4 separate regions of the Mus musculus genome follow, and regions 1, 3 and 4 are each linked to region 2. Evidence: chromatin loops called from intact Hi-C (ENCODE). Cell type or tissue: heart. All regions are shown on one strand. Each heading gives the region's core, and the rest is flanking DNA. Links, peaks and the distances in the headings are about the cores only.

Region 1 (7,392 bases), core at 3,259-5,758, 290 kb after region 2:
CCAGGGTTCTCATCCTGGCGGTGCTGATCCAGAAAGGTGACCTCGATATCTGCCACTAATATTCCCATCTGCATGCAAAGGATATAGGTTTTGTAGAGCTGGGTTAAGTGATCTTCCTTGGATGAATTATCCAAGATATCCATTCAATGGAGGAAACCTCATATACGAAATAAAGACAAGATGCTCCAACAATAAGATTCATTGTCTTCGGCCACTTACAGCATCTGAAAATTGGACTAGCCCAGGACCTGAGCTAGTCTGTTTTGCATCGAGTCAAGATAAGACTTTAAAAAAAAAAAAAAGATAAGGCTTAAAGTTCTAGTAATTGTGTTGTCTTTTGTTAATTTCCTATTGCTATGATAAAACACCACAACCAAATGTAGCTGGGGAGAAAAAATTTTTATCTTATAACTCTCAGGCGACACTCCATCACTGAAGAAGTCACAGTGGGTACTCAAGAAAACGACTTAACGGCAGTAATGAAGCAGAGACCATGAAGGAATGCTGCTTACTGCCTTGCTCTCCTCGGCTTGCTCAGCCTGCTTTCTTGTACAACTCAGGAAGGACCCTAGTGCACCATTCATTAATCTAGAAAATGCACAGGACAAACTTATGAAGGCATTTTCTTAATTAAAATTCCCAATTCTCAGATATGTCTAGCTTTGCATTGAGTTGACAAAATCCAATCCTGTTGGTGGGAAAGGAAAATGCTACGAGGGAAAACATTACACTAGTTCCTCAAAACATTAACCAGTAACATTTCTCTACATAGCAAAAGGCATTCAAAAGGTGCCTTTCTCTCACCAGGTGTCCTTGCAGGAGGAACAACCTCTTCAAATTCTGTGTGCTGTTCTCTGATACCATGCTGTGAGGCCCAGGGTGGCATGGAGGCCCGAGAACTTTCTTCTCTCTCTTTCCTGTTTTTGTTTGTTTGATTGGTTGGTTAGATTTGTTTAAACAGGGTTTCTCTATGTAGCCCTGGCTGTCCTGGAACTCCCTCTGTAGATCAGGCTGGCCTCGAACTCAGAGAATCACCTGCCTCTGCCTCCCAATAAAGGCTGGCAATAAAGGCACATGCTGCTACCACTCAGCTTCTTTCCTGTTTTTTAAAACATTCATTCATTCATTCATTCATTTATCTATAATAAATTTACCATTTGACCCAGAATTTCCAAGTTTAGGTATAAGCCCATAAACTTTAATAGTAAGGACTCAAATGGTTACCTGTGTCTACATAACCTGCAGAGACAGCCCAAGTTAAGTAAAACATAGAAACATAGCATAAGCCCACAATGAAATGTTATTTAACTTTTAAAAAGGAAAGGTGTGCTGATACATGCTACAGTGTGAATGATTCTTAAAGAAATCATGTTGACATGAACTAAGACAGTCACCAAAAGGAAACTAAAAAATGAGTCCACTTAATAGAGATGCCAAGGATGGTCAGATTCATAGGAAGAGAAAACAGAATTCTGGTTGTAAAAGGTTAGGGAAAAAGGGAGATGGGAAGTTAGTGTTCCACTGGCACAGAGTTTCAATTCAGGAAGAAAGTAAAAAAGTTCTGAAAATGATGGTTGTACAATGTGAAATGTTTAATGTCACTGAACTGCGTGTAAGAATAGCTAAGGAGTTCAATTTTATGTATTATATTGCAAAGATGAATTCCTGAAACTCTATGGTAGCCTGCCTAAGACCTGCGCAAGATCAGGCCAATCAACATGACCAAGCACGAAGTTCATGACCTCATCTCAACTGAGGAGCTGTGGACAGCTGATGCCTTCTAGAGGAGGGAGAGTCAATGTCCTTTAAGAGGATTATCCAGGGGGCTGGTGAGATGACTCAGCAGTTAAGAGCACTGACTGCTCTTCCGGAGGTCCTGAGATCAAATCCCAGCAACCACATGGTGGCTCACAACCATCCATAATGAGATCTGAAGACAGCTACAGTGTACTTACATATAATAAGTAAAATAAAATAAAATTAAGTTTAAAAAAGAGGATTATCCAATGTTTTTGTGGATTGGCCACACTCCAGTCAACAGCCCCACCCCAGGAGTGTATGGGTGGCACCAGTTAGAGCCCATGAACATAAAGTGGGGACTCCGCTGGCTGGTGGATCTGGGACACATGCAGGAGGGAGCTGAGGTAGGAATGATTACAATACATTGTATGAAAATTTCAAATTCATAAAAATACTAAAACAGAATAAAACAAAGAGAGGTCTTTTAAAGATAAACAGAATATCTCTTAACAACCAGAAATGACCTGGTGGATCATTTTCATAGGATTTTCTATTTTACAATTTTGCTTTTTAAAAAAACCTAAAAACAAAACATATGGTAATTTAAATTCCATTGGGCAAGGAAATGGCTGCTTGTTGGTGGCAGGAGGCAGGGTAATGTAAGGGAAATGTGACAAGCCATTCTGGAATTTTCTGTTTAGCATGCCTTGTAAGAGGAATGAAAATGAACCTGGTTCCTACCCCACACAAAAATGATGACAGTCCTGAAAATATGGAGACAAGAAAACGAGTGAGCCCTCACTGTGCGTGACAACGGCTGGTTAAAGTCAGACGGACTTGGCAGAGAGGTGGTGGGGTTTTGGTTTCCTCGTAGAGGCCCCACGAAGGGGTAGCTAGAGCTCCTAAATTGAAATTGTGTTTACAGGAAAATCAGAGCTTCAGTCAGATGAGCCGCACCTCAGGGTAAATGAAGCTGCCATTTTCCACGTGGACTTCAAAGAGAATCTATTTTCAAGTTAACTGGTAATTTTGTGCCACTTTGTTAACATCAACCTGCTTGGATAATTACATCTGACGATTAAAAAAACTCCTTACCAAGCACCATTTGCTTGGAATTTATTGATCCATTTAGTATATTAGAAAGTCCTTGCTATAAGAAGGTTTGCTTTCAGAGGCAGATTATGAATTCAAGCAATCTTCAAAACAATTTGTAGAAAGAATTTATAATTCTTTATACAAGTTACAATAAGGACATCTTTCAGAAAGCTGTGCTCAGAATGGGAGTCTATATTCCTGAAAAAGATGCAGTTCTTGAATTAGAGGAAAATGCTACAAAGAGCCTCAGTAGCTGTGAGTGTTGTGATGTCCAAAGTGGTGTACTTACAGGGCTGGGCGAGCCTGTAATGCGTCTGACAGCAGCGGGAGATGGAGAGCCACCGGTGCAGAACCCGAGCAAAACACAGTTAGTCTGCGCCTCAGTCTGATCATCAGAAAACAACTGGCATCGTAGAGATGCTAACCACAATTCCAATGTCCACAAAGCCAAAATTCATGCATTCCCCCAAACAAACATCACACTATTGAAAGAGTCATCGCTTAATTACCTGAGTTCCTGGAGCTCAGGAAAAATCCACTGAAGTGAGGCAGCGAATCTAGCAGTGAGATCCCAACGCCGCCGCTAATCCCCCTCCGAAAGAAACGAAAAGGCTGTGTGTCACCAAAGCCATGATCTGTAATAGTGCTTTAGATGAATTCAGAAATGCAAAAGTTGATTCATATACGGCTGAGATAGCCTAGGTTAATGAAAATAACTCTGAAAGAAAGCATCTAATGTCAGAGGAAGAATTTCTAAGTCTTTTAATGCAACAAACTCCTTGTTTGTCCTTGTCAAAGGACGTAGCTATAAACCAGAAGCTCTGAGACAGTCTCTACCCAGAAGCTGGCAGGATGCTGAACCTTTCTTTGATCTATGGTGATCATTTACCTGGGGTCTTGGTTTGTTAGTTGGCATGTGTGTTTCTGATTTGGGAAGGGTGGGGGAGCAACAGGGTCTTATGTAGCTCAGGCTGGCCTCAAATTCACTCGATGGCAAAGGATGACTGGAACTTCTGACCCTCTTGCCTCCACTCTCCAACTTTTGGGATTATAGGCATGTGCCATAATGTCTGGCTAAAACTATGTTTACCTTTCTTGTTTATGTGCCAGAAAATAACCAACCAGTTATAGGTGGTGTCTCATCCATTGATGCTATGGTACCGATCATAATCATGACATATGTTGCAACAAACACGGCTGATTAAACCTGATAGTGAACATGCTGACGCCACCTAGAGCTTACTGCTGTCTAAAAGTTACAGCAGCACTAAGTGACGAAATGTTGATAAAGACATACTTGTCTAGCCTGCAATATGAGTCAAAATGGTTTCTGGGGCTCTTAAACAGAATCTAAAAGCTTTAACCAGAAACATTTGGTAGCATACTCTGTCACAAATATGAGACTCTGCAAAAAATCTAGTGCTATTTTTTATAGTACACACGTCAGACATACAAACTTCAGGGTTTTTAAAGACAATAACAAAAGCCAGCCTTCTCTTTACAACTAGAAGCAATTTTATTTGGCCTGCGGGGTTTAAACTCAGTCCTCCAGTTGAGTGGAACAGCGATTGACTATTTCAATCACTAACACATATAACAATGTCAAGAGAATGTGTCAGGCGTGGGCTCCCTCTCCTGGTTTGGGCCTGGTTAGGCCAGTCATTGGTTGGCCACTCCCACAAGCTCTGAGTCACCAATGCCTTAGCACAACTTGCAGGCAAGACAGGTTTTGGGTTGAAGGTTTTGTATGGGTTGAAGTGGTATGTCCCAGTCCCACCACTGGAATCCTTGCCTGGTTACAGAAGATGACCGCTTCAGGCTCCATGTTCTCCATTACTGTAAGGCCTCACTAGGGTCACCCTCAGAGGTTCCAGGGAGTTTCCTCTGCACTAGGTTTCCACATGACCCTCTAAGTGCCTCCCCATTCCAGGCTTCTCTCCCAGCTCTCTCTCTCCATCCCTCCCTTCCCAATCGGGTATCTGCTGTTCCTCCCCCCCCCCCCCCCCGTGCCACTGGAAAAAGTCTATCTCTGTGTCGCGTGAGATGCATGTGTCCCCTTAGAGCCCTTCTTGTTACTTAGCCTCTGGATCTGTGGGCTGCAGCATGATTCTCCTTCACTTAGCAGCTAATATCCACTTATAAGTGAGCAGAGCCCGTGTTGGTCTTTCTGGGTCTGGGTAGTCTCCCTCAGGATGACTTTTTCTAGTTCCATCCATTTGCCCGAAAAGTTCACAACGTAAGTTTTCTAATAGCTAAATAGTACTCCACTGTGTAAATGCACCCCGTTTTCTTTATCCATTCTTCAGTTGAGGGACATGTGGGTTGCTTCCAGTTTCTGGCTATTATGAATAAGGCTGCTATGAACATAGTTGAACAAGTGTCCTTAGGGCATGGTATCCTTTGGGTATATGTCCAGGAGTGGTTGGTATAGCTGGGTCTTGGGGTGGATGGATTCCCAACTTTCTGAGAAACTGTTATATTGATTCCCATAATGGCTAATAAAGTTTGCACTCCCACCAGCAATGGAGGGGTGTTCCCCTTGCTCCACATCCTCACCAACATAACCTGTTAATTTGTATTATTGATCGTTGCTATTCTGTCAGGTATAAGATGGAATCGCAAATTTGAAAGCTTCTTGATCCAATAAAATTCATCATATAATATAAAAGGAATTTTTAGTCATTTAAGAAAAAAGTTATATTGCCGACATTTTCTAGTACTTGTGGATTTTTTGTCTTCTCAACATATATGTTTCATAAATCTCAATATTGGTACTTTGGAGTGAATGTATGAGTTCATTCACTTATAGTAGTAGCATAATATAGATAATGACACTGTATAAATTTCTTTTATAAATTAGGATTTCCTATATGCTACTATACTAGCTGGGTTTTGTCAACTCCCATACAGATTTAGACACATCTGGGAAGAGGGAAGCATAATTGAGAAAATGCTTCCATTTTCTTGACTAATGACTGATGTTGAAGGGCCCTACCTACTATGGGTGGTGCCATTCCTAGGCAGATAGGACTAATGGTATAAGAAAGCAAGCTGAGAGCAAGCCATGACGAGGCACTTCTCATGGCCTTAGCTTCAGTTCCTGCCTCCAGCTTCCAGCCCAGACTTCCCTGGATGACGGATTATAACTGTAAACTGAAAGAAACCCTTTCCTCACCAAGTTGCTTTGGTCATGGTGTTTATCATAGCAACAGAAACCCAAACTAAGACAGATATCATAATTATTCTAGTTTTTATAAGTTTCAAATTATTTATTATTTTAGAAAACTAAATAGAAAAGCTAACTGGTTAGATCCAGTTATATAAATTTGAGGCATATATTCTGAGATATGCCTTTATTGTATATGTTTCTAGGGTGAAACTGATATTTAAAAATATTTAAAATATTAAAAATATTTAAGACTGTTGATTTATATTATTATATTAAAAATAACCAGGACTGGAATTAGATTGTTCCTAATGGAAATGTTATGTAGAAAGAAAAACTACAAAAATATTCTAGACTTTCTGAATATCTCCTATCTTTGGCTTAAGAACACTTCTGAGGTAGATAAAATATAATTGAAAGCATCTTGGAATGTCTATCAGCTTTAAAGCTTTGGTTTTAGCTGTAAGACTTTGTTATAACAATATATACACTGCATGGATATTTGGAATGTCTTCTTCATAGTCCTTAGGTATCTGAATACTTCCTGAGGATGTCTTCTGGTAAGTTTGGCAACTTGACGTTTGTTACCAGGCTAACACTATGACATCACACGCACCTCCTTTGCTCTTCAAAGATAGCTAAGCTGCAAACAATGTAAGAAGGAAATACAAGTAGAACTAAATGCCCACTCCCGCCTTGCCTTGCAGAGATTATCCTGGGTTCCCATGTCTCCCAGGTTTCCTTTATTTTTAAGCTTCATTAATGTTACTAAAAATAGCAAGAAACCATGTAATAACAATGTGAAGATACATCCATGTTCCTGAATTTTTATTCCTGCAAAAGAAAAAAAACTAGAAAAATCGAGTATCTGCTGCTTATCAAGTGTAAATAAGACCAATCTTACAATAAAAATTAGGCAAATCATTATAGCAGGTTAAAAACGGTTTTGTTTTCAGAGAGGGTCTTGTTCTGCAGCCAAGGCTGGCCTCTAACTCACTTTATTGCCAAGCTGTTCTAGAACTTATGGCAATCCCCTGCCTCAGCCACCACCCCTAACACTGTACTGAGATTACAAGTAGAATGGTAGACTGTCTTAACTACATTTTTCCTGACATGGCAGCTAATCATATTCTCATTCTCTCTAGGAAATATTCTTTTTTTCATTAATTAATTAATTTACTTTGCATCCTGATCATGACTTCTTCTCTTCCTCTCCTCCCACTCCCTCCATCTCCCCTCCCCTCCCCCCATCATGGGAAGGACATAGAGCCTGTACACATATACGACAGATGTACAGCTAGGTCTTCATGTGGAGCTCCTAAGAACTGGAGCAGGGGCTGTCTCTGACTCTGTTACCTGCCATTGGATCCCTTTTCCCTAACTGGGCTGCC
Region 2 (7,392 bases), core at 2,693-5,192:
ATAGTAGGTTGGAAGGGTCAGCACACAGTGGGAGGAGCCTTTCTTCAGACCTCTGGCTATCAGGACCAACTGCTCTGACCCACACCATGGAACAGTAGACACAGCACATTCCTTCCAGGCACTAATGCTCAGAAGACCTATCCTAAATTCTACAACAAGAGGAGATTCCTATCTCTACAGACAACTATAAAAATAGGACCAGCCCATAAAACCTCTTCTCTACATCATCCATCAGCAATAACCTTTTGATCCTTGCCATGACAAGGCACACAACATGTTACAGACTGGGATAAAACAACAAAAAGACCCAGGATCTGATTCCATCACTTAATGGCTTTTTGAATGGGTATGTGAGCCTCAACTTCAAACTAGTCTTCAGGTTGAATCCAACATTAAAGATGTTCTATTTGATCCAAACTGTTTTAAGTTTTTATTGCTGTACTTATAAGCCAGAGATTCTTCAAAATGGGGAGGTGTCAAAGGTCCATCAACTCTGGGCATGAAGTTTTCAGTAGTCAATTAATGAACACTTCCTTTAGAGCAGCATATACATATACACTATAGGTCAATGGTTACTACTCTTCCCTCTTTTTCAACTCATTTACTTTACCTTGGTATAATTTAGGTTTATAAATCACTTAAAGGTTTGTTTGTTTGTTTGTTTTTAGTGAGTCGATTGCACCAGATACAAATACTTCTCAAAACAGCCATTATCAATAGCTTCTTGTTAACAAGTTTGGTGCTGTTCTTAGAATCATACAACTTTATCTTCCTCCTCCACTTTCTGCTTTATGAACACTTAATGTGCCACAGCACTGCAATTGCCTATACTGAAAGGACCCCAGAACCATTCCTAACTGCAAATGTCCCCAGGTTCATTAAATGCGTGTGTCAGCTCTCTAACTCCTGTCTGCTCTGCAGGCTGACACAGCCTCCCTTCCACACTGGGGGGCCTCTGCCAGGGAAGCTGTCTGTAAAACAATCATTGGGAGGGGAGCAAGTGTTTTTATACTACAAAGCTGACTTACCTCTACACTTGTCAACTTTCATTAAACAGAGCAGGCAGTGCCAAATGACTCAAATTTAGATAACTGTGAGAAGTAAGAGGGTGGGACATGGTAAACGCTACAGAAAATGCCCCGTGAGTTCCAGGCAAGATCTTACAAGAAAGGGTAAACGGTAAGTGGTGACTCTTGAACACTACTGTCCTTAGGGGCTCCTAACAGGCTACAGCCCCAGTGTACGTTCAAAGTCGGCGGTCCATTCCTTTCTACATACAGGGAAAACAATCTTGAACTTCTTGTCTTGTTTTGCCTGTTGTATTTTTCTGTTGTTTAAAAAAAAAAAGAAAAGAAAAGAAAAGAAGAAAAGAAGATCTTGTGTCCTTACACTCAAAAAGAGCATGCGAAAGTGGAAACTCGCCTCATCAAAGTCTCCACTGGTACACGTGGCCCGAATCACCTAAGAGGTGGCCTGGAGAAAGCTGGTACACGCGTGCCTTTCCAGAACACTAAACTCGACCCACTGGCCCCAGCAAATGACGCAGCCCAGCAGTTTACCCAGGTGCCAGAAGAGAGTGGGGAGGCAGCCCGGTAGCCAGGGAGACCAAAGGAAGCAGTTGCCAGAGAAATGCGTTCATCAGAGTCGGGCCTGGAGGCCGCGGTGGGGGATGGGGCGGCCTGAGGCTGGCAGCCCCAGGCTATTCCAGGTCTCCGGTGCTTCCGACATTTCCACAGGCTTAATTCTATCTGAGGGCAGGGCAGAGTCAGCCTGCAAGGCACAAAGTGCCACTACAGAGCACGGTGCTAACTAACGCCTGCGAGGCTGCACAGAACGAGGCTGCATAGGACCCTGGAGCCCAGGTGCTCCGTGCTTTCTGGTGTTGCGGGCCACTTTGCAGGAACCGTGGCCTTGCAGAGCCCCCTGGAAATGAGGCTCGTGACCGTGAGAGGCTGGAACCGCACAGCAACCCACACGGGTGGCCTGCGCTGCCCACCGAGGACGCTCTTTGCTGACATGGGTCCCCCTGCCTAGGCATGGGCCTCCCCCCACACACACCCCGTTGCGTCTAGGCCCCCAGTGAAGCAGCCTTGTCAGCCCTACCCGCCCAGCGTCCAGCCTCCGCTCCCCCAAACCAGAGGTCAGGGCTGGAGGCCACGCGAGCCCATCTGCAACCCGACACCCCCGAATTTGGACACCTGGCCTTGCTGGCTGAGAAACGCTGAGCGACACCCTCGAGGCCACATGAGTGCGTCCCGCCAGGCCGCCCGAGTGAGGCAAGCGGACGCCGCCGAGGACTAGCTGGCTTCCCGCCTGCGCCCCCTCGCGGGCTGCTCAACTCCTCCTCCCCTCCGGGCCCGCGCCCCCCAGCCCCGCGAGGCTCCCGGGGACAGCCCTCGAAGCCCGGTCACACGCACGTGCGACCTCACCTGGCCCGGTCCACCCTCGGGGCTAGGGCTCCGGGAGCAATCGAACGTGTGAAGCCACGTGACTTCCCCGGGCTTGGAAAGAGCGCGGCCCGCACGAGGGGCCCGAGACCTCGGCTTTAAAGGAGCCATGTCAGCGCCGTCGTGGCGCGTCTCCCCCTGCGCCGCCCCAGCCTGAGGGGGTCTCCGCGGCTCGCTGCTGCGCCGCCCGCAGCGAGCCGCCAGCCCCTGCCTCCTGCGGGACGCCAAGGCGACTCTCGGGGAGAGAGAGAGAAGGAAAGAGAGAGACGGGAGCCGCGGGCACCGCCGGCCAGCCGGCCGGCCGCTCGAGCTCTCCCGTGCGACGGCTGCGGAAAAAGGAAGTGTTGGCGTCCGGGCGCCCGTCCGCGCGGCCGGCTCCTGTCTGGACGTATGTTCGAGGCCACCGAGAGTTGTGCAAGTGCAGCTCCGAGGCCCCGGCGGTCGCCCCCGAAGGGCCGCGGCGCCTTTAAGCCCAAAGGCCTGAGTCACGAGGAAGCTCCCTGCCCCTCCCCGCGCGCCCCACACCGCTCCACGAGGCCCACGACCGCGGGCATGTGACCGGCGCCCCGCCCGGGACGCTAACCCGGGCGGCGGTGAGGGGGCCCTGTGAAGTGGCGAGACTGCGCGCGGACCGTTAGCCGAGGCGGCCGGCGGGGACAGCAGCCCCGCCCGGCCCGGCCCCGCCCCGCCCCGGCGGCTCTTACCAGAGAGAAAGCCATGGGGTCCGGCGTGGCCCTAAGGGACTGGCGGGCGGGCGGGCGCGCGGGCCGGCGGGTCTGTGCGGCGCGGGACGCGCACACACGTGGGCACTATTTTTGCAGCGAGCAGCGCACGACTCCGCACCCCGGCGGCTTATAAAGCTCCGCGGCGCTGGCCTGACGAGGAGCACCTGTGTCGGCCCCGCCCGGCCTCGTCCCCGCCCCCGCCCCCTGCGCTCCTTCCTGCCGTCCAGACCCGCGCTCCGCCGCCCACCCTGGGCCTGGGGGTCCGAACGGGGGGTGGGGGTTAGTTCTGAGGCTCGAGCCAAGACAGACCACCACTGCCTCCCCGGAGCCCGAGGGGGCTCAGGCCTGAGCAAGTCCCTCGCCCGGTGACCCTGACCATTTCACTCTCCCGCGGGCCTCAGTTTCCCTACAGATTTACAAGACCCTGGGATGCCCCGCTGCGCCGGTGACGTGCGCCCCCCCCCCAAAAAAACGTATAACCACGCCTCTCCTTTGCTAGTGACCTCTCGGGTGGAAGCCCCGGTGGCACCGAACCCAGCCCCTCCACCCATCCCCACCTGCAGCAGACACGCCCTCACTTCAGACCGACTGCCACTGCATCTGGAGCGAGCTGGAACCCGGAGCGCAGGCGTCAGGGGATTCGGGAAAGTTCCGAAAACAGCAGTGATCCTCTTCGGATTGCAGTTCCCCAGGGAAACCGCTCCCGACGCTCCCTCCAGAATGACAGGACGCTTTACTGACAAAATTCGGGGCAAGAGATCAGGGTGAGCGAAGCTGTTGTTCCGAGAGGCGTCATGGGCCAGCTAGGGCTGGACCAGACCGGAAGCCCAAGCGAGCGCAGAGGCGGAGATGGCATTCCGGGCTGCAGACCAGGGAAGGCGGAGAGGGAGGAATGCACTGAGAGGCTCAATCTGACTAAGACCAGCTAATGCGTGTTGGTGCCACAGGAGGGAAGCCCGAGCCCAGTTTCTGAAGGGCTTTTATTCTGCAGCTAGCTGGAAACTAGAGGAAAGGTGAACAAGCTTGGAAGTTGCCAGGTCTCTTTTAAGGTGTTGCTGGAGAGTTGGAGGTGGGAAATAAGCCACTAGGTTGGTTAAGAAAGAGAACAGAGCTTATTGAACATTTCTAAGTGTTTTATATGTTATACTTTTTATTCAGCGCGTATTATACTCAAGGTTCCTCCTGACAGGTGAAGAAGCTGTTACCAACTTGCTGGCAGGTTTGTGAGGCAGGAACGTATAAGCTTCTGCCCAGGGTATTAAGAAAGGAAGCCTACGGTCCTAGCCTAGTGTGTTTGGAGAAGGTGGGGAAGAGGACAGATGCTGGAGTTAAAGTGCAGAGGGAGCTGAATGACAGCTGGCTAGTCTCCATTCTGTGGTCGTTCCCAAGGGTTACTGAAGTCCTAAGCAGAAAGGGTGGTTACAGTATGGAGAACCCATCCCCTTAGGAGCAGCCCAACCCCCATCTTGGCAGCATAGGCCTGATAAATCAAACCTAGTATTTCTTGCTTCTCTTCTCTTCCTATTCTGAGAGGTGCCACACTTAGATGCCTACAACATGGGAACTGTAAGTGAGGGTGTATGAGATGCTCTGAAGACCCAAGGCATATCTGGAAAGACCGATGGCATCTATGACTAAGACATCCATGGTGGCTTAGGCCCATAACTGCAATACTATCACAGATGAGGCAGAAGGAGGGGTGCCTTGCATCCGAAGGCAGTTAGGAACTACAGTCTGAAGGAAGTCTACCTCAAGGAAATAAATTAATTAATTAACTAATTAATTAAATGGAAGGAATAGGTTAGCCGATAGGCATCAGAAACCTCTAAAATATCTCATCTTAAGGTCGCCATGTACCTTAGTAGCTGCCAATTTGTGATCCTTCACATCCAGTCCTCCCTGACCCAAAGTTAAACAAGATAAGAATCTAAGACTTGAAATGGCACCTGAGGGCCTATGGGAATGGATACCTGAAAAAATATAAAGTTTCAAGCTCCCAGCCTATAAGAAAGTAACTTTGAACACAGATTTCTGCTGCTAAATCACCGTCCCTAAACCTAGCCAAAGGCAGGAGGAGTGGAGTATTTTCTGGGCATTCAAGCGTGTACTTCTCACACTTCTAAATGCTTTGCTTGTTAACTCATAGGTAAAGAGGCTGCTGTTCAAAGAAGGAACATGCTTGGCTTCAGCTGTTTGGGAGACTGAGGCAGGAGGGAGGATTGCAAATTTAAAGCCAGCCTGTGAGGACAACTTAGTAAGCCTGTGTGCCCCTACCCTACATTCCCTCACCACACCCCCAGACTCAAGAGTAGAGTTGGGAATATAATCAATAGGTGTGCTTGTCTAGTACATACAAGACTCCAGGGTCAACCCCCAGTATACTACAAAAGAAGGCAATTAAGTGACTTCCTCAAGGACCCCTTGCCAACAGGGGCAAATGGAGAACTCAGACCTGTCGTTTTCTGTTTTCATAGTCTGATGAGAGTAAAACCTTTGGCATCTCCAGCTTCCTTTCATATTTTACATCTATTATTTATTTGTGTGATATGGATACAAGTGGAGGTCAGAAGACACTCGCAGCTCTCTCCTTCTACTCTGTGGGTCATGGGGCTTGAGCTCAGGTCATCAAGCTTGGTAGCAAATGTCTTTACCTGGTGAACCATCTTGCCCTGCCTCACCCCACCCATTTTTTGAACTGACTGAGTCCTTGATCCTCCTACCGGGTGTATGTGTGTGGTATACATGTCTATATGTGCAAGTGCATGCACATACACACACAGAGTAATGAATTTTTTAAAGTCCAGAGGATCAGCCTCACTTTTATCATATATAAATGTAAAATTGAAATAGGTTAAATATATAAATGTGAAAAGTTGTTTTTGGAATTTTAAAGAAGAATATAGGAGAACATCTTTTTTAATTTGTTAAAGTCTAGACTCACAACCAAAAATATTTTAATTTGTTGTTTTGGTTTTTTGAGGCAGGGTCTCACCATGTAGCCCAGGATAGTCTTGAACTGAGACTCTCTTGCATTTACCTCCTAAGGTAAAACTCATAGGGTTATAAGTCTATGCTATGTGGCCTAGAAGGAGACATTTTTATTGCCTCAGCCCATAGACAAATTCTTCAAATTATAAACAATAATAAAAAATGAAAATGATAAATTTGATCACACTATAGTTTAAAGCTTTATGAAAAATATTTAAAGCTGGAAATAATATCAAGGTCTTCAAAGATCTAAGATAGTTTGGATATCTAAGAACTTCTATTCTCCACAATGCAGTCAATAAAATATGTTCTGTGAGCAAAATTTCCCAAGATCAATAAATAACTGTGTATGTGTGCTGTGTGTATTTATGTGCACATGAGCATGTGTGTTCATGCAGAGGCATGAAATTGACACTGGATGTCTTCTTCCATGGCTCTACCACCACTTCCCCTTTTAAAATTGTGTCTTAGTGAAACTGGAGGTCACTTTTTGGCTAGTCTGGCTAACCAATGAGTCCCTGGGATCCTGGGGTTGGGTTTCTGTGTGGGTGCTGGGGATTCAAGCCCATGTAGCAAGCCAAAGCTATTTCCCAATCTTTCTGTGTTGATAGTTCTTAGAAATTTGCCCCTATTCTCTATCAAAGCTGATTCAGAGGTAAAAATGAGTCTGAGTCCAGCATTCAAGTGGCTCTCAATTGGTGGATCAATCTCAGACAAAACAGTGATAAAAACAGAACTCCTGAGGGGGGAGAATCCAGGGCCCCCAAGCTCTCCTGAAGTCAGCAGCTCCAGCTGCTGTCTGGTGCCACAGTGCCTGGCGAATCCCCAGAGCCAGATGCGGCGCTGGCCCCTGGGACTGCTTTTGTTCTCTTCCCCTAACAGGAGGGCCACACCTATTTCACTCTGGCATACTTCTGAACAGATAGGCACTTAAGAGACAGGGTTACAGAGACAAAGAAGCTAGAGCCTTGGTCACAGGATCAAAAGCTGTGGCACTATATTTCAACTACCTAGACCTGGAGGCTATTCTCCACAACCCACTCAGACATAATGCTCAGTGAGAAAAGTATCCCAAGATAATAAATACCAACCTTGAATAACAGTGCATGCTCTGTCCCACTTATGGGGGAGGGATGGTCACAAGCCCCCTTGGGATAGTAAAGGTTCTGAGAAGGCCTGCAGGAAATAGTTACTTCATTTCAATTGACAATTGCTCCTAAACTTATTTCATC
Region 3 (7,392 bases), core at 2,870-5,369, 310 kb after region 2:
CAAGGGAGCTAAAACCATCCAGTGGAAAAAAGACAGCCTTCTCAACAAATGGTGCTGGCACAACTGGCGGTTATCATGTAGAAGAATGCGAATTGATCCATTCCTATCTCCTTGTACTAAGGTCAAATCTAAGTGGATCAAGGAACTCCACATAAAACCAGAGACAGTGAAACTTACAGAGGAGAAAGTGGGGAAAAGCCTCAAAGATATGGGCACAGAGGGAAAATTCCTGAATAGAACAGCAATGGCTTGTGCTGTAAGATCCAGAATCGACAAATGGGACCTCATAAAATTGCAAAGCTTCTATAAGGCAAAAGACACCGTCAATAAGACAAAAAGGCCACCAACAGATTGGGAAAGGATCTTTACCTATCCTAAATCAGATAGGGGACTAATATCCAATATATATAAAGAACTCAAGAAGGTGGACTCCAGAAAATCAAATAACCTTAGTAAAAAATGGGGCTCAGAACTAAACAAAGAATTATCACCTGAGGAATACCGAATGGCTGACAAGCACCTGAAAAGATGTTCAGCATCCTTAATCATCAGAGAAATGCAAATCAAAACAACCCTGAGATTCCATCTCACACCAGTCAGAATGGCTAAGATCAAAAATTCAGGTGACAGCAGATGCTGGCGAGGATGTGGAGAAAGAGGAACACTCCTCCATTGTTGGTGGGATTGCAAGCTTGTACAACCACTCTGGAAATCAGCCTGGCAGTTCCTCAGAAAATTGGACATAGTACTACCAGAGGATCCCGCAATACCTCTCTTGGGTATATATCCAGAAGATGTTCCAACTGGTAAGAAGGACACATGCTCCACTATGTTCGTAGCAGCCTTATTTATAATAGCCAGAAGCTGGAAAGAACCCAGATGCCCCTCAACAGAGGAATGGATACAGAAAATTTGGTACATTTACACAATGGAGTACTAATCAGCTATAAAAAGAATTAATTTATGAAATTCCTAGGCAAATGGATGGACCTGGAAGACATCATCCTGAGTGAGGTAACCCAATCACAAAAGAACTCACGTGATATGTACTCACTGATAAGTGGATATTAGCCCAGAAACTTAGAATACCCAAGATACAAGATACAATTTGCAAAACACATGAAACTCAAGAAGAACAAAGACCAGAGTGTGGACACTTTGCCCCTTCTTAGAATTGGGAACAAAACACCCATGGAAGGAGTTACAGAGACAAAGTTTGGAGCTGAGACGAAAGGATGGACCATCTAGAGACTGCCATACCCGGGAATCCATCCCATAATCAGCCACCAAACGCTGACACCATTGCATACACTAGCAAGATTTTGCTGAAAGGACCCAGATATAGCTGTCTCTTGTGAGGCTATGCTGGGGCCTAGCAAACACAGAAGTGGATGCTCACAGACAGCGATTGGATGGATCACAGGGCCCCCATTGGAGGAGCTAGATAAAGTACCCAAGGAGCTAAAGGGGTCTGCAACCCTATAGGTGGAACAACAATATGAACTAACCAGTACCCCCGGAGCTCGTGTCTCTAGCTGCATATGTATCAGAAGATGGCCTAGTTGGTCATCAGGGGAAAGAGAGGCCCATTGGTCGTGCAAACTTTATATGCCTCAGTACAGGGAATGCCAGGGCCAAGAAGTGGGAGTGGGTGGGTAGGGGAGTGGGGGAGAGTATGGGGGACTTTTGGGATAGCATTGGAAATGTAAATGAAGAAAATACCTAGTAAAAATAAATAAATTAGAAAAAAGACTATTTATAAACATGTAATTCTGTTATGCAGTGGTTATCACACATAGCATTGCTACTTTATGATGAACTATTAAACCAGGGAATTTTTTTAAAGACAGTCTCATGTAGCTGAGGGTGACCTTGAACCCATCATCCCCCTCCACCGCCCTAGGGTTGGGTGTCCATCACCACTGTGCTCTTTATCACTTCGTGCTCTTAACTAGTTCAATCAAATGGAACTGAAAGTCCTCCAGTGCCAACTCTGAGGCCCGAAGAAGTGGATTCGTCTCCGTTTTCCACGCCTGTTCGTCTTCCATCGCCTATTTAGTAATGACTGTTTCTGTGACCTGCATCCCCACATCAGCACTGGCCTATTTTTGTTACATTGGTGTTTCTAAACTATGGCGTGGATAGTTTAGAACATAGTTCCACTGTTCATCCCACAAGTAGGTACCGAGTTATATACTAGTACTGAGTTATGTACGGTGTTATATACTAGTGTGATGTACAAATTAAAGGTGTGTATAAACAGGTAGAAAATGGTATTAACACATAAAGTTCTGAAGGTACTGTGGAACCCAGCAGAAGTAAAACTCATTCCCTGTAAAGTCTTAGAGAATGGATGTAATATCAATGTCAACATCTGGAGGTCGTGGTGGTGGTGAGGTGGTGGGGTGTGTGTGTGTAGGGGAGTGGCAATATTCTAAGCATAAGGGAACACTGGCAAGCTATAAAAACATAATGAGTATTCGTGAACTACTGCATTTGGTCTGCTTTACTGTGAGGGAATGAAAGAGAAATATCAGAAAATAGAATTTTGAATCCAAATTAAGATTGTTGGCCTTGGCAGCAAGGAGTTATTGAATATCTTGCATCCCAGTTGTGCTTGAATATGACTATAACTACGGCAGTTGTCTGGTGATATGCTGGTGAGGGGCAGTGACTTAGGAAGAAGGGCATCGGTGCTCTGTTCAGGGAGTGTAGAGAGAACTTGGATGAGGAGTCAGTGGGGATGGGAATGGATGAAAACCAGAGTCACAAGGACCAAATAACAGAACGAGACATCTGACCAGGGCGTGGAAAGAAAAGGTATTCTTTTTTTAGCTTTATTTTATTTATGAGTACACTATAGTTGTTTCCAGACACACCAGAAGAGGGCATCAGATCCCATTACAGATGGCTGTGAGCCACCATGTGGTTGCTGGGGATTGAACTCAGGGCTCCAAGAAGAGCAGTAAGTGTTCTTATCCTCTCCAGCCCTAAGGTATCCCATTTTGACACTAAACTTTCCAGGCTGATCGTATTCCCAAGAGGAGGGCAAGGTCCGGGGAGCAATCTGAGAAAAGTGGCTAGTCAACAGCTGGCATTGCCACACTTGCAAACAACCGAGAAGAGCGGAGACTTCGGGAGCGAGCGGAATACGGGCAGTGGAGGCGTGGGTTCGTCTCTGCAAACACACATAGACAACGGTGCGCAGGAGCCTTACTGCCCAGGCCGGCTAAGAACCGGGTGGGCATCGCCCAAGCAGAGCAGTCTCGTCTGCTCCTCCGCCCCGCCGCCCGGGCTCCGGCTTTGGGGTCTCCATTGACAAGCAGCCTTCCCTCCTAGTCCTACTCTCAGACTTCCCGTACCAGTGCACCAGGCACTGCCAGTTCGAGGGATTTTATACATGACGATATCCTCTCCCCGACGGTCACCAGGCACTGGCTGCGAATGACCGCACTGCCCACCATCGCCACTTTGCTCGACCCTGCGGAGCTTCCCTAGGGCCGCGCCAAGGTTCGAATGTGAGGGGCGTGGCGGGGGGGGAGGGGGAAGCGAGGATTTCTAGATCTCGAGAGACTTGGCACGAGACTCCGCCTTACACGCTCCGGAAGCGGAAGTCGGGTGGTTGAGGGATTCCTGAGCGTTTGTTTACCTTGGAGAGCCGGGTGGGGTGCGGCGGTGTGGACGCCCGAGGTCTCCAGTGCGTCCCATGAAGGGTGAGTACCGCACATGGCGGATGAATCTCCCACCCGGGGCGGCGGAGGTGATGGGGGCCTGGGGCCGGAAAGTGCGAGAGGCCGGAGGTCGCTGCCCCTCGGAGCCTCTTTCTCCGCAGCTCGGCTCCTGACGGCAGTTCTGGAAGGAGCCGCTTTGTCCCGGCCGTCGTCAGCCGCGCGTCGGCTGGCGGGCTGGGATGCGCAGTGGTTAGTCAGTCATCCTGCTCCGTGCTCGGGGCTCCGCTCTGGAGAGCAGCCGAGCCAGGGTCGGCCGACCGCAGGCAAAGCTCTGTGCGGTTCTCTATGTGGTGAGGAGGTTGGTGGGATCCAAGTGCCAGGAAGGCTGTCGGCCGCAGCGACAGAGAGCGCGCGGCCCCTGGTTGCCCGTGCCTGACCTAGCTTGTAGCTGGTGACGACCGAGGCGACGAGGGTCGTCGCCTCTCCGAGTTCCTCCGTGGAAGCTCGAGTTTCCTCGTAGGCTGCTAGGACTGAGATCCTTGGGTCTCTAATCCTGCCCACTCAGATCGAGACGTGTGTGTGCACAGCTCCTCTGCCCACGCACGCCTTTGCGGGGTGGGGAAGAATTGTCTGTCTGCGGGTTGTGTGTCTGTCTGTCTGCGGGTTGCGTGTGCTGGCGCCCGCAGAGGCCGGAAGAGGGCGTCTGTTCCCCTGGAGCTATATTACAGGCAGCTGAGAGCAGCGTGGGTGCTGCGATCTGATCTGTGGTCCATCGGAAGGGTAGTGAGCGCTCTCGACCACTGAGCTATCTCTCTGACACTTCCCTCATCTTTTGAGGTTTCTTCCAAGACCCCCTTCCCCCCAGCCGTATTTTCTTAATATTATTTATTCTATTATTTCTTTTATATGTTTATTATATAATTATATTTTATATATTATGTAATTGTGCTTTATGTGATTATTATACATATGTATTGTATATTTTTACATCATAATAACATTTTTCCCTTTCCTCCCTTTAGACCCTCCCTTTATCCCCTCAGCTCTTTCAAATTCATAGTCTCTTTAGTAATATGTAGATATATACAACCTGCTCAGTTCATATATTGTTACTTATGCGTGTGTTTTCGGGGCTAATCAAATATGGCATTAGAGAACCAGTTGGTGTGCTCTTCCCTTGAGAAGACTATTTCTCTTGCTCTCCGCATTCCTTGGTTGCCTGTAGTTCTTTGTTAAGGCCTCTTGACTTTTCCCTCTTCCACATTCTCTTGTCTTTTGGTAGTGTTGGCCTCAGCCCATATTTAATCAACCTAAACATTAAACAATATAGTTGTCTCAAATCCTTGGGTTAAGTAAAGCTTGCATTAAGGTTTTGTTTCAATTCCATTCTCATGAATAAGTATGAAGATACCTATGTGGTAGGGTATGGGGAAAATAGAATAAATTGTGCCTTTTCCTTGCCTTGTGAATGTCTGTCTTAATTGGGAATGGGGCATTCTTCTAGTGGCTTCTGTGGGTAGTTTGGAATTGTGGACACTTTTAATTAGTTGGGAGTTTTCCTTGTCTTATTTTGAGACAGTGTCTCTCTACATCGCTCTGGCTGTCCTGGAACATACTCTATAGACCAGCCTAGCCTCAGACTCACAGAAATCCACCTGACTCTTCCTCCCAAGTGCTGGGATGAAAGGCATGTGTCACTACCCTCAACCTAGTTGGATTTATTCTAAACTCATTTGGTTTTTGGTATTTAATACTAGTTTGCCAATACCAGGCACAAGGAGGTGTAATAAATAAGGTAGAAGTTAAGTAGTAGCCTGAAAGGTAAAATGTCCAAGTACTGTTTCTTGAACTTAATGAGCAATTGTAGTTGAATTTGGTTGGAATAAGGGCAGTACTGTTATAAATGCTTTACCTATTTTGAGGAAAGACAGGACAATGAAGAAGCTATCTTCCAGTTAAGTAGCCCATCCAAAGCGTCCTTGAAAGTGTGATTAGAAAGGAAAAATGACTTGAGGATATCGGGGAAGATGTGGTTTTAAGTTTTTAGCATGATGTTAAATACACCTCAAATCATAAAATAGGTTTTGGTCCTTTCTCTTTGCCAAAGCTGGTTTTGTACTTCTAGGCTCAGTTGATCCTTCTGCCTCAGGCCCAGGAATGGTAGGTCTACAACATGGGCCATTTTCCCTACCAGGTTTAGAAACTTGGAGGCATTCAGCAGAAACACGAAGTTTGAGTTAGGAAAGCTAGGGGATGGCAAAGCTCAACAGTAGCAGTTCTTGATCACAGACGCCTGGGAAGTGGGAACTACCTGTAGAATTCTGCAGTTTCAAGATCTGAGATGAAGAATAAAAGTGAACTCTCTGGTTTCTTGAGAATTAGACCTGCAAGTTAAGCAAAATCTTTTCCCTTAGGTAGAAGATTAGAGATTCCTATTTTTAAATCTGTATTACATTCATTGTGTGTGCGTTTGTTTGTCATGGTACACATGTGAAGGTCAGAGGACAACTTGTGGGAGGGAGTCTGTTCTCTGTTTCTGCCAGATGGGACCTGAAGTTTGAACTAAGGTTCTTAGCCTTGGCCACAAGCACCTCTATCTACCAGCCCAGATTATACTTTTTATATCCATTAGACAGTATCTATCTTATTATTGTTAGATGTTTCTCATTTCTCACAGTATCTGGAGTAATAATACATTGCATTAAATTATAAAATAGTTACCCATAACTTTTAATAGCCATGCATCTAAATGCCAGTTGCTTGGGTTGGCTTCAGACTCCTGGGTTCAAGTAATATCAGTATCCAAACTACAGGTATACACTTAGGAAGCTGTACCCAGCTTCCCCTTTTTCTTTATTCACCTTTGATTGGGGCTAGTGGGGGCTGGAGGGTTTTTTTTTTTTTTTTTTTTTTTTTTTGTCCTGGAACTTATTCTATATAGACCAGAAGGGCTTTGAACTTAGAGATCTGCCTGCCACTGCCTCTGGAATGTTGGAATTAAAGGCATGTGCCAAAGGCACCTGGCAAAAGACAGGGTCTTCCTTTATAATCTAATTTGGTCTCAAACTCAAAATTCTTATGTTTTAGCCTCCCGAGTGCTGTGATTACAGCTACTGATGCAATTATTCGAGATTCTTTAAAATTCCAATTTCTCATTTTATAGTTAATTTCTCAGTCATTTGCAGGTCTGCTTCAATTCCTACTACTATAAAACAGTCACCTGATATCTGAATCCAGTTCTCTTTTTGGTTCTTTATGCCATTGTCTGGTTTGCCAATATCAACTATTCTTTAGTCCCTTACCTTGTATGGTAATCTTTTCTAGTTGGCTTCTGTGTGTGTACCAAAAACATTGTTCGTGTTCATCTTCATCTCTTACTCTCTGTTAACTGAATTGACACTTTGATGTGTGCCATAGCTTTCTTTAAATTCATTGTACTCTTACCTTTCTAGAAGTTCCTGTGGCACTATAATGTGTGTAATCACTTGCAGGAAGCCTGAGAATTTCTCCTTCCATATCTTCTTGTTGGTGACTATTTCTTCCTGGAATTCTTTTAAAATTGCTCTTAGTTACTACCTCACATTAACCTTTCAGTGTGTTATCTATATTAACAGCAATCTGCCTTTATAGTTTAATTTCACTAGTCTCTACCTAGTCCTTCTAAATAGTATATTGGATCTTCTTTTTATTTTTGTTAATGGCCTTTGCTGGCCTGGAATTA
Region 4 (7,392 bases), core at 3,170-5,669, 67 kb after region 2:
AATCCCCAGCATCCACATGGCAGCTCACAACTGTCTGTAACTCTAGTTCCTAGAGATCCATCACCTGCACACAGACACACATGCAGAAAAAACACCAATGCACATAAAATAAGGAAAAAAAAAAGGGCTGGAGAGATGGCTCAGCTGTCAAGAGCACTGACTATTCTTCCACAGGTCCTGAGTTCAATTCCCAGCAATCACTTGGTGGCTCATAACCTCTGTAATGGGATCTGATGCCCTCTTCTGGTATGTCTAAAGACAGCCACAGTGTACTCATGTTCATAAAATAAATAATTATTTAAAAAAAAAGAAATGGAAAAAAAAAACCCCAGACCAGAGACCTTAACAGAGACATCACCTGGAAAGACATGTTTACGATAAATAAACACATGAAGAGATGGTCACATCATCCATCAGAGAAATGCAAACTGAACAACAACAGGAGGTGGCTGCACACTCACTGGAATGCCCAACCTGGAGCACAACTCCAAATGTTGGTGAGCATTTGAATCAACAGGACATCTCATTCACTGCTGGTAAGAATGCAACATTATCCAAGTCAGAAAATATCACCTGGCCCAACAATTGTCTTCCTTAGTATTGACCCAAATTTGTCTGCACAAAATCTTGAAAATGAATGTAATCTTAGTTACTTTTATTACTGCTGTGATAAGCCATAAGGATCAAGGCATTTAATTGGGGCTCACAGTTCCAGAGGGTACTACAGTTCATGTCCACCATGGCAGGGAGCAAGGCAGAAGACAAACAGATGCAGTGCTGACAGCTTACATCTGATTCACAAGCAAGAGACAGAGAGAGCTAACTGGGAATGGTGTGGGCTTTTAAAGCCTCAAAGCCCACCCCCAGTGATACACTTCCTTCAACAAGACCACACCTCCTAATCCTTCCTGAAGAGTTCTACGAATTGGGACCAAGCATTCAAATACATGAGTCTATGAGGATCATTCTTATTGAACCACCACAGTTGTTTATAGTAGCTTTGTAAGTGTGAAAGCTTAGAAGCAACCAGGATTTCCTTAAAACCAGGAAACAAACACATGCTACAAAGTAAAAGAAGACTCTATAAAAAGGTTACAATGCTGTATGGTTGTAACATTCTGAAAAACAAAGCTATTCAAAGGGTGAAGATGTCATGGTTTGGGGAAAAGTCAGGGAAACTGGGCATAGCACAAAGGTATCTTAAGCAATGAAAATACTCTGTAAGCTCTGATACAGGTTGTTGTATAGTTATCAAAACCCACAGAATGCAGAAAGAGTGGTCCTATGGGTAGTGGTATGCTAGCATGAAAGTGACGTGCACGGAGCAGAGTCTCTGTGCCTCTCCCGCCCTTCTGTGAAGTTCAATGTGCTCTAATTTTTTTTTATTTAATTATGAACCAGGCAGTGGTGGCACATGCCTTTAATCCCAGCACTTGGGAGGCAGAGGCAAGCAGATTTCTAAGTTCAAGGCCAGCCTGGTCTACAGAGCTAGTTCCAGGACAGCCAGGGCTACACAAAGAAACCCTGTCTCTAAAACAAACAAACAAACAAAATCTAATTACAACCTAAAGAGCAATGGAACAGACAACAACAATGCATTAAAATAAGAACATAAATGAGGTTGTATTTGGAAGCAAATTCGCAACTAAAAACAGCAGGGTAATGTAACAGATCCCAGAAGAAAGGTAACCATCTTAGACTCTTACTAAGAAGTATTAGCTGAGTGTGGAGGCATAGATCAGTAATCCTAGCACAGAAGAACCAGAAGGTTAAGGCCAGACTGAGTGAGAATCACAGTGAAACCCTGTCTCAAATAAGTCAACCAACCAATCAACCAAGCAGACAAGCATAGTCCTTGTGAGATGACTTTGGTGGTTAAAGGTACATGTGGCCAAGCCTGACAACAGGAACTTGGTCCCCAGGACTGCCATGGTGGAACAAGAGAACTGACTCCTGTAAATTGTCCTCTGACTTCCAGACACTTGAGCCCCCTTCCCAACAAATACATAAATAAATGTAATAAAAATTTTTAAATAGAAGTAAACAAAAAAGACATTAGAGAAACAACAAAAGAGGAAGCAAAACCATTACAAAAACTAAACATGTTATATGAGCTGGGTGTGGTGAAACACATCTTTGACCCCAGCACTCAGGAGACGGATGCAGGAAGATCTCTATGAGGTCCAGGCCCGTCTGATTTACACAGGGAATTCCAGGACAACCAGGGCTAAGAAAGAGGAAAAAACTCAAATGATCACATTCTTGGGATTCAGACCCAGGACAAGCAGCTGAGGTGCATAAGTAGACCTAGCCTCCAGGTTCTCCCAGCATCCCTCAGTCCCTACCGGTTGCAGCGTAGGTCTGGCATACCCTGCCCTCTGCCCTGAACTTTCTAGCCCAGGGGCTGGGCTGCCCCTCCCCCTGAAGCTCTTCCTTATATATCTAGACAGTTTGGCCTCTCACTCTCTCTCTGCTTGCTCTTTCTCTCTTTCTCTTTCCTCTCCCCCCTGTCTCCCTCACCATTAGTGAATTCACTGGTCCTCTCCTGTGTGGTCAGTGAACTCCCCCAACAGCTGACCCCAATAAACCTGCCTTTATACTTTAATTTGATTTCATTTCATCAGTGGAGAATAATGTCACAAATGATAGCAGAAAATATTAACTCCCCAGCCACTTCTTTTGAGGCATCAACAGCATAAATGTCACCTGGGGTCAGAGAGATGGTTTAATAAGTTAAGACACTTGCCACCTGCCATCTCACCGACCTGAGGGGCTCTACTTTCTCACACTTTGTTACTGGTAGATCACAAGCTTTAACAATTAACCTTTGAGCCCATGAACCTACAAACAATTAACCTTTGCTAAACCTTTTAATAGTTTAACACTATAATCTTTTTAGAAAGAGAATCAAATGAAAATTATATTTTTATTTCTTTCCTAATGATTCTGCCCTTTTTGTATCGCTCTGGGTAGAAAACCTACCATCCTGTTGAATATTAGAAGTGAAAATGGATTTTCACATGTTACTGTTCCCTGTGACAATAGCTATTAAGTTTCATGTTTACAGTAGGCTTCTGCTAAAAGCTTTTCATTAAATTACTATCTATTCTCATTTCGCTAAATAGAAACTGGATTTTTAAATGTTAACCTTTCAGATAATTGTGTAGTATTAAACTCCTAAATTATTAACACAATGAATTGCAGTGATAGGTTTTTAAACGTTAAACACTTCTGGGGAAACCTTTCTTTTTTTTAAGTCTATCTGGATAGACTACTCGGTAGGCTTAGTGATCTGTCAAGAGCTTTGTCTTTTGGTGAGTTTAACTCCGAGTTTTCTCTTGAGCTATCTTTGCTGGGTTTAGCTATTAAGACACTGGTGCTGGTAAATGATCTGAGCGCTTTCTTATGTTAAAATACAGTGTTCGTTGGGGTGGAGAGATGGCTCAGTGGTTAAGAGCACTGACTGCTCTGTAATGGGCTCTGATGCCCTCTTCTGGTGTGTCTGAAGACAGCTACCATGTACTCATACTCATATACAATAAATAAATAAATAAATAAATAAATAAATAAATAAATAAAATACAGCATCCATGACAGCAAATCAGGCAAGTAAAGTATGTGCAACTTGATGCCCTGTACCAGGCAAAGGAGCCAGTGTGTGCCTGTGCCCAGTGTGTGCCTATGCCCAGTGTGTGCCTATGCCCGTGTGTACCTATGCCAGGGTGAGAAAAGCACAGGCCAAGCCTAGAAAGTGAGTGTAATGGTCTCACTCTGTAGCCCTGGCTCTCTGTCCGTCCTTCCTTCCTTCCTCCTCCTTCTCCTTTCTGCTTCTCACTGTATAGCTCTGGCTGGCTTGGAACTCTCCACGTAGACCAGTCTGGTGTTGAACCCTGAAGGCTGGTATTAAAGTAGTGTGCTACCATGCCCAGAAAAGTTACATCTTAAATGAGTAAGAGAAATGAAGTAGATTTGGCTCAAGCTGATAAACAAGGTAACATTTTTGCTCCTGATTTTGTATATTAAATCCAAAAGCCTTGTATGTTTGGACTGCATGTAAGGTCCTTTCATTACACCTATGTTTCTTATTTTGTTCTTTTTGCTTCAAATTCTGACCTCAAACTCGCAGCATCCAAATGAACTCTGAACTCATTGTTCTAAACCTGCTTACTTTTAGTTTACTTTAGCATTTGGTTTGCACATTCCTGGAGAACTCTGGCAGCTTACTAGGGTGCTCAGTAATTGCCGCCCCTGAAATCTTAAGTCTTTTCTGCAGCCTCACAATGTGAACTGGAATAAGCTGGGCTTTTTAATCCAACAGGATGGATGTCCTTGTAAAACACAGCAATAAGCAGAAATAAGGAGAACAAAGTTTGACAACAGAGTAGGGCCATGCTGCCTCAAGTCAAAGCACACACAGGATTTTTAGCGATCACCAGAAACTAAGTAAGGCAAAGATATCATATTCAAAATGACAGAGGAAGCCTACCTCTACCAAGGCGCAAATGTCAAATGTCTTTTGTTTTAGTCTCTCAACATTTGAGGTCTATCCTCAGGAAATTTATCCAAAAGTGATTTTACTTATCTTCCTAGACCCATGATCAAGGCTAGGAAGCTCTTGGTCCTTTCCTGGATGAATATGCATGGGCTTGCAACCAGGGGGAGTCAAGAGAGCGACTGAGTAAAGGTTACTGAGGTGCAGTGCACGCTTTGCTCTCTATAAGCAGGGTGGCAAGAATGAAGAACACTGAGAAGCTTAACAGCCAGGGCTGGGTAGCACAAGAACGCAGAGGAGTGTCGCAGGGGCGGGACGGCGTACTTCAGTCCCCAGGATGCCGCCTGCCAGGGGAGCAGAGAATAGCATACTCAAAACAATGCGGCAGCTCTCCACACCCACCCAGGAGCTACAAGCCGGCCCCCGAGTCTCCCACGATCCAGACGCCACGCAGCTAGACGCTAAGCAGCAGAGGACTCGCTCTGAGCATGCGCACTGGGAAGAGCCAAGCCCAGCCGCGCCGCGCGGTGCCTGACGTGGAACTTCCTCCCTACGGCTAAGAAGCCGGAAGTGGACTCATTTTCCACCGGAAGGAGGGAGAAATTATGACCGAGAGCCTGACACCTGATGCTAGCGGCTTTTGTCTCGCCAAGTTGACCCAGTATTTGGCCACCTTGTGCGGCGGGTGACTATGGTGTCCAGGTAAGTGGCTGACGTGGCAGGCGTCCCAGGAATGGGAGAAGAGATGGGTAAGCTGCCCGGCTATCGATCTTCCTTCTCTGTGTTTGTTTTTTCTCCATCTTTTTCAAAGAGGGTTGCTAGCCCACGGAATGGTGGGTAGATATGGAAGGAGAAATACGCGGTCACACAGACTGAAGTTAAATTAAGCACACACACATACGTACGTACATACATGCACACATACAAACACATATTCACATGCACAGAGCTGTTGAATATTGGCTCTGTAAATCCAGGCATTCCGAATCGATGACTCTTGCCTGAGGGAGGAATCACCTGTTGCAGTAATTTTAGCGCCCGTGAGCACATGCACACGCAGTGGGTGATTTTTAAGTTTCTTGAATGTGTCAGCAAAGGCATTTAATGTTAGAAAAGGGCAGCAAGGAGGCGGTGGAAAGTTGCATGGTTTGTTGAGGACAGATTCTAAAATCCCATAGAATTCTTGTACAAAGGAGTTTTTATATTGCTTTCTGATGGTGTGCGTGGATGGGTAGGAGGTTGGAAAATTGAAGGAGTGAAGACAGTAGTGAGGTGCACTTAGATACTAGCCTGATGGCTTAGTAGTTAAGAGCATTTGTGGCACTTCCAGAGGCTCTGAGTTTGGTTCCCAGCACCTATATCAAATCACTTGTACCTCAGGACCCAAGGAGTCCAACACACTATTCTGGCCTCCTTGAGCACCACACACATATGTCATTCACTCACAAAGACACGAACATACATATATATAAAGCTTAGATAAGGTGTGAGTCCACCAAAGGAAAGTCATTCGTCAGCCATCAACATGTTTGACCCTGTAGATCAGTGGGTCACAACCGTGGGTCACAACCCCTTTGGGATCAAATGACCCTTTCACCTAAGGGGTCACCTAAGACCACTGGAAATACAGACATTACATTACAATTCAAAACAGTAGCAAAATTACAGTTATGAAGTAGCAACAAAAATAATTGTATGTTGGGGTCACCACAACATGAGGGTATTAAAGTCACAGCATTGGGAAGGTTGAGAAGTGCTGCTCTCGATGGAGATGAGTTTGCCGTGTCTGCCGTTCCCGGTGTACTGTGTAGCAACAGAAGGCAAACATGGGAATCTTCCTTACCTATTGCCTGTTATTGCATAGAAAACCCTGGGGGTCTTAAGCAAGATCTGAGCTCCCCCTAGAAAGCTTGTAGCGGAATACTTATTTGTGCGCTCACTATGGCTTTGTGCTGGCAACCTGTAGAACTTTACCCTAGCCTCTTTATGGGAAATTCACTATAAAGAATTTGTAAGTTGCCTACAAGTCGAGGAGAGATGCTGTAAAGTTCACTGTAATCAGTCTCTCTCTGTCTGTCTGTCTGTCTGTCTGTCTGTTTGTAGGTAATATGACATCTGGTGCTTGTGTAGCTTTAGGTTTGCCCTGCATTAATGCTGCCAGCTCAAGTGGACCCTGAGTTATTGCTATTATCTTTCTTATACTACAGTGGAAACATGTAGGACAGTGGAAACCTGTCAAGGAAGGGAGCCTAAGAGGTCCAAAAAGGTAACTGTATATTAGCAAACACAGAAACATTATCAGCATCAATGACAAAAGACCTTAATAATAAGGAACCATTCAGTTAGGTGTTCACTGTGGGGGATCCCTAAGTACTACCTGTAAACAAATTTCAAAATCTTTGCTCCCAAGATACCCTTAAAATTATTGAGAGCTCAAAAGAACATTTATAGGCTATTAATATTTGAGCTATTAGAAAATGAAAGCTAGCCAAGTGATGGCTACCCCTGCCTTTAATCCCAGCATTTGGGAGACAGAGGCAGGTAGATCTCTGTGAGTTCAAGGCTACCTGGGTCTACAGAGCAAGTTCCAGGACAGCCAAGGTTACACAGAGAAACCCTCCCCCTCCCCGCCCCCACACACAAGAAAAGAAAATGAGGTCTGAAACATGTTTTAAGGATAAGAATAAAGGGCACACACCCCAGTAGTTTTGACAGTGGTCAATGTCTCCACATATTTTGTGGATTCTAAACTCTGCTGTTTGTCACTCTCTTGTTTTGATGGAAAATATTTTGACCTTACTTAACATCGGAAGGCTTTCAGAGGCTCCCATAGGAAGCATATTGTAAGCATAAGTGCTTTCCTTCCAAGCCTGACAATACAGACCTGAGGTCCAGTGTTC

The links. Hi-C counts contacts between places; a loop is a spot of excess contacts. Peaks named below come from ENCODE experiments on the same cell type or tissue, not always from the same donor. Only the 100,000 strongest peaks of a DNase experiment are listed, where the experiment ranks them.
Region 1: a loop joins it to region 2, with 4 times the contacts of the local background. A loop is called at or near these places in 2 of 42 quality-filtered maps.
Region 3: it touches region 2 in a loop (2.0-fold over the local background); 5 of 42 quality-filtered maps call a loop at or near these places.
Region 4: a loop joins it to region 2, with 2.2 times the contacts of the local background. A loop is called at or near these places in 6 of 42 quality-filtered maps.

What each region holds. Positions count from the first base shown.
Region 1 is chr7:81,739,868-81,747,259 of GRCm38, forward strand. It overlaps the pseudogene Gm18806. Among named protein-coding and RNA genes, the nearest start is that of Gm42400, 12 kb to the left of the region's middle. In heart, for the core only: a CTCF peak has its summit at 4,470 (motif pointing left); no DNase peak of the experiment used is centred there.
Region 2 is chr7:81,451,483-81,458,874 of GRCm38, forward strand. It overlaps Cpeb1 (cytoplasmic polyadenylation element binding protein 1), which reads right to left and starts at 3,276. Exons shown (of 12, transcript NM_007755.5): 1 at 3,152-3,276. The coding sequence starts at 3,166. In heart, for the core only: a CTCF peak has its summit at 4,114 (motif pointing right); DNase peaks (open chromatin) are centred at 3,049 and 4,009; H3K4me3 peaks cover 1,544 bases; H3K27ac peaks cover 1,361 bases; H3K27me3 peaks cover 2,500 bases.
Region 3 is chr7:81,759,344-81,766,735 of GRCm38, forward strand. It overlaps Ramac (RNA guanine-7 methyltransferase activating subunit), which reads left to right and starts at 3,610. Exons shown (of 3, transcript NM_025997.2): 1 at 3,610-3,713. In heart, for the core only: CTCF peaks have their summits at 2,896 (motif pointing right) and 4,370 (motif pointing right); a DNase peak (open chromatin) is centred at 3,598; H3K4me3 peaks cover 1,753 bases; H3K27ac peaks cover 1,624 bases.
Region 4 is chr7:81,518,483-81,525,874 of GRCm38, forward strand. 2900076A07Rik (RIKEN cDNA 2900076A07 gene) reads left to right here and starts at 5,068. Exons shown (of 4, transcript NR_160675.1): 1 at 5,068-5,194. In heart, for the core only: a CTCF peak has its summit at 4,671; a DNase peak (open chromatin) is centred at 4,989; H3K4me3 peaks cover 1,470 bases; H3K27ac peaks cover 1,574 bases.